Linked DNA regions of Mus musculus: region 1 is linked to region 2. The links are chromatin loops, found by intact Hi-C in ENCODE. Cell type or tissue: left cerebral cortex. All regions are shown on one strand.

Evidence for each region. Peaks named below come from ENCODE experiments on the same cell type or tissue, not always from the same donor. Only the 100,000 strongest peaks of a DNase experiment are listed, where the experiment ranks them.
Region 1: it touches region 2 in a loop (2.2-fold over the local background); 2 of 42 quality-filtered maps call a loop at or near these places.

What each region holds. Positions count from the first base shown.
Region 1 is chr6:119,077,526-119,080,025 of GRCm38, forward strand. All of the region lies in intron 1 of Cacna1c (calcium channel, voltage-dependent, L type, alpha 1C subunit), which reads right to left. Among named protein-coding and RNA genes, the nearest start is that of Cacna1c, 30 kb to the right of the region's middle. In left cerebral cortex, no CTCF peak of the experiment used is centred here; DNase peaks (open chromatin) are centred at 1,564 and 2,308; H3K27ac peaks cover 1,164 bases.
Region 2 is chr6:118,978,349-118,980,848 of GRCm38, forward strand. The region is part of intron 3 of Cacna1c (calcium channel, voltage-dependent, L type, alpha 1C subunit); the gene reads right to left. Gm50599 (a long non-coding RNA gene) reads right to left here. Exons shown (of 2, transcript XR_001785462.2): 2 at 1-2,500. Among named protein-coding and RNA genes, the nearest start is that of Gm50599, 35 kb to the right of the region's middle. In left cerebral cortex, a CTCF peak has its summit at 1,506; a DNase peak (open chromatin) is centred at 2,029; H3K27ac peaks cover 1,603 bases.

The DNA.
Region 1 (2,500 bases), 99 kb after region 2:
AGGAGGCAGGAGGGTGAAGGGTAGAGATGATCACGGGAATGAGGACGTGAAGGAGACTGGGTTAATACAGGGACATGGAAACTGGAAAAAGTGCCTAGGAATATGGGGTGCTGGGGATGCACCTTGATGCACAAAGCCCTGAATTCCTATCCCTGGCACCCAGGTAAAAGCTGGGTGAGTATGTAGGCCCACCTGCAATCCCAGCACTCAAAAGGCAGAGACAACAGGGACTCCCTGGAGCAAGCTGGCTAGCAAGACTAGCCACCAGGTGATCACAGTCTCAGTGAGAGACCATGCCTCAGTGAATAAGGTGGGGTACAGTAAAAGGAACAACCAAGGTCCACTTCTGGCCTCCACATACACACATGTGCCCACACACGTGCAAACACACACACACGCTCGCATCTATACCATACACATAGAGAACAAGGAAGAAGGGAGAACAAATGGTGGCTTAAAAAAAAAAAAAAAAAAGGCAGTTGCTCCTGTCCGCTCCAAACGGAAGAGGAAGGCCTGATGGGCAGAAATAACGGATGGCGGATTTCTGCTCAGGATGAGGAAGAACATTCCAAAGATAAATGCTACTTAAAACTGGATGGACTGCTTATGGAAGGCAATAAAGTCCCCAGCTAGATGGCCTATGAATGAGGCCAAGCCAAAATCCAGGCGACGTGAGGAAGGAGCCTAGGATAGATCAGAAACTCCTCACCTTCCGTATTCCAAAGGCCAGTAACACATCTTCCCACTTGCCCTATAAAGTTCTCAGATGTCATTCTCATTGCCCCAGAACAGGCATCTTATCACCAAAGAGGCAGAGAAACCACCAACACCGAACAAATTGAACTCTATAAAAACTACCTATGGCTTCCAGCGCTGGAAGCTACAGGAGACACTAATCACAGCCCCACCCATCTTACTCAATGCTGTAGTCCCAGGGTCCAGCATTTAGTAGACACTCAATAAATATTTGCCCTATGAATGGCAAATGAGCGTGCTCACTTAATTTATAAAACCCTGGCTTCCATGGAGTCAGACAACTTCTCTGCCCCATCATTAATGGACAGTTATTGACATCTTTGGCTGTTCCTGGCACTGAAACATGGCCCAGTAAGGGCATTAGCTTCCCACAATCCACTCTCTGAGGACTGGGAGAAACAATGCCTGTGTCTATATTGTTTTGGGGTTTACAAAGCCTGTCTCCTGCATACTCTCACTAAGTTCCCTTCACAATAAAATAGTAAATACCATCAATTTCAACTGGAGAAGCCAAGGAACCACGCCCTTACCAAAGCTGACCGGAGAGGGTTGGTTGGGTAAAAACACAGACCCAGCTTTCCACTGCTGGATGACCACTGCTTCCATTCACCTCAGTGTCTCCCAGGAAAGGTACAACCGGATCCTCCACTATACCTCCGGGAAGTCAGAAAGGTCTGTGTTAGACACAGAACCAAACACACAGGCCTCCACAGCACGGGCTGCTATAGCAATGCTGGAATTTGCAGACAGGGCCTTTGTGGGGAAAGCAGAGATTGGAGATGCCCACGGCTTCCGTTAGCAGCAAGCCAAGAGCCTTTGTTTGCCTTTACCTCACCATCTGTCCCCAGACCTGCTAGTGCTGGTGAGTGAGATCAGGAGCCCCGCTGGCTGTTATGAATTTGGTCTTAGGTCTGCCCAAATGCACAGAAAAAAAACCCTCCTCAGAGGAATGATGACGCGGGAAACCAGGAACAGGCACTTAGGAACAGGCACTTTCCTTCCCTTCTGCATTTGAACCGGGTTACCTGGGGCCACGGAGGAACTTTTTCAGCCTAAAACTAACTGGTTGTTCAGAAAAACAAACAGTACATGATTAAACAAATCCAGGGGAGGGGGGCAAGAAACAGCAAAAACTATTTTCACAGACTTAACCAATCAATTCAGTATATACATGTATGAGAACATACACACTTAAGTGTACATGTGTGTACTTACAGATAATGTACATATCTAGGGTATAAAGTAGACTTGAATGCTATTGGTACCTCTTTTCCAGAGTGTGACTAGATCAGGGTCCAAAGCGCTTAGTAACGAACACCCAGCACTGGATCTATGTCACTGATAATTTCTCGGCCAAACTAATATTCACAGGCCAAAGCACAGCAGAGCATCTCTGCATGGCAGGGTCAAGGTGCCAGAAGCATCCTTAGCAGATGGCAGAGGCAGGTGTGTATGGGCGGCAAGAGAGGCTGATCCAGCATCATGATCATTACTGCATTTCCTAGCAACACCATGCTGGAGATGTTGTCTGAGTACCACACAGAAACTCAGGAGACAGCAAGCCCAGGCTTGTTCAAATCAAAACAAAGATTGAGGAGACCCAGCTGGTCCACGGAACACATGGAAAAACACAGCGTTGGTTCTGAATACGACAAGTTCCACACTCCCAAGAATTTGAGGGGAGAACTGCGGCATTCCACGTACAGGAGTATAAAAGGCCAGTATCGGACTTTTTCAGAAAGGC
Region 2 (2,500 bases):
TGTAGAGTCAGGCGCTTGTGGCTTCTTTTATAACGACGCAACCACGCAGAGATTACTGTTGTCATAGTAGAGAGGGCAGAACATGCAGACTATCAAAATCGGTGACTGGTAAATATCTTTGAGACATTGTATCTGAAGTCCACTGATTTGGTTTGGGTAGCAAAGCCTCAAGGACCCATCATGACTTTGATCCATTGTCCCTCTCACCAGACTCAGTTCCAAGAGGGCAGAAACTGCATTTAACTGGACATCTTTCTGGCCTCAGCATCTGGTGTCGCTCTGTACAGATCATGAGTACATGATGAATAGGTTGAAGGGAAGGGGCAGGGAGAGAGGCACCTGACTCAAACATGGCAGGCACAGGCAACAGTGCTATCTGGCCTAAGAGAAGACCTTCTCTCTGAGAATCTAACTCTACATTCTAAGAACCCAGCCACTCCCTGCTGAGGTCTCTAGCCTCAAATCAGCCCAACTAGCTAAGCTATGAAGATGGGTGAGACCGCCGTCAATAAGATTTCAGAGCTGCTCACGGCTTTACAAACACAAGCAGCAAGTTTCCAGATACCCCACAGACACTTCGCCAAGGACAACACTCCAGACCTCTACTAACGAGGCCATGCATTCACAAAGCCAATAGTCCAGTATCCAGGCTTGACCTACTAGTCTCGTACTGGGCTCTCCACTGACACATGTTCAGAAAGGAAGTATCGACTTGTCAACCACAAACTCCCTGATCATGTGGGCCTTGAGCTGAAGCCCTGGGAAGTAGGGTTGCCAATGGATGCTGTCTCCCATCATGCCAACACCTGCCCTGACCCACAGGTTCACTGCAGGGCATGCCCTTGACCTCAGAGCACAGGGAAGTGGGTCTGACACTACTCAGAGAAAAGGCCATTCTTAGATGGCCTATGGTAAAATAACCCCCACCTTTAAAGCTCTCTTCCTTAGGAAGCCACCACCTTGGTGTGCAGGAGCTACAACCTAACCATGTACTTCCCTGTCTGATGCCATCAAAGCCCAGTTGCAACTGTAAGCTAAGATGCAAAAGATTCATTGAACCTGGCTCTAGTCAGTCAAAATATCATCCATGTGGTGTGCGCAAATATGCCTTGGACAGATGACTGATGAGAACGTTAACCTTATCACCCTGCCTTGTTCCTGACGCCCAGGTCACCAAGTGCACGGGGAGGATGCTAGCACAAGCCCGGGTGACCTGGGCTCAGTATGTGTAGCCCTTGTCTCTCACACACACCCACTACCAATTTCCTAGGCTTCGGGGTGAAGGTGCTACCATCAAACCCAGGCTTCCTCACAGAAAAGGGAGACAAGGCAAGCAAAGGAAGTATTATCCCCCCAAAGCCATTATAAGCAGCCGTCTTCCCACCTTCCCACAACAGTACTCACTATTTGGGGTCATTCCATCAGCCCAGCTTACCCTGAACTCCCGATGACATTGTAAGTTCCTATGTCCAGTTCTGGCTCCCATGAAAGCACACACAGTGGCCTTAAGGAAGTCACAGGAACTGCAGGTCCCAGAAGGACCTCCTGCTAACTCTGCCTTCCTCCTCCTGCACAGAGCAAGATGCCTCCTTACTCTGCATCTGCCATTTGGGGGTTAAAATAAAACTTAAATCTTCTCCCCTCCTCCTCTTCAGTGTCTGCCCCTCCCTTCCCCTCCCTTCCCTTCCCCTCCCCTCCCCTCCCCTCCCCTCCTCTAACATGTGTTCCTGTATTTTATGGAGTGTGACTTTCTGCATCTCCAATACAAGCGACTTAGCAGACACACACATTTTAAGAGTATGTATCACTTAAAATAACTGAATTTTAAACCTCCTGATTTTAGTTGAGAATTTGATTTGAGGACTAGAGAGATTTGGGCTCTTAAGAAAACAAAGAAACGGCTATTTTGAAGAAACGTGTGAATAATTTTTAAGGAACTGATGGCTAAAGATAAAAAAGAACCAGACTTGCTTTCTGCCCGTCAGGTTTTCCTGTGGAATACAAACACCCTTCCACGCAGTTTTCACAGAGGAGGTTTCTGAAACTCAAGACAGAGATTTTAGACCCCACCTCCTTTTGCTGTATTTCTAAACTACAGTCTTTACCCTTAGCCAAACAACTGCCAACAGGGCGCTGTGTGAAATGCAGTTGACAACCACCATAAGCCAGCTGCTAACTGTTCAAAGTGGCACACGGTCTGCAGAGAAGCCCCCGGTCTGCTTCACAGACGTGCGCACACAAAAGCATGCCCACATACGTGCACGCACACACGAGCACCACGAAACAATTTGTCTTCTGAGAATCATCAAATCTCGGCAATGACAGCTCCTCTCGGTGGATTTCTCATTATTATAACTTTTTTTTTTTTACTTTTAAACTGTTTTCACTTGTTTTTTTTTTTAATTAGGTATTTTCCTCATTTACATTTCCAATGCTATACCAAAAGTCCCCCATACCCTCCCTCCCACTCCCCTACCCACCCACTCCCACTTTTTGGCCC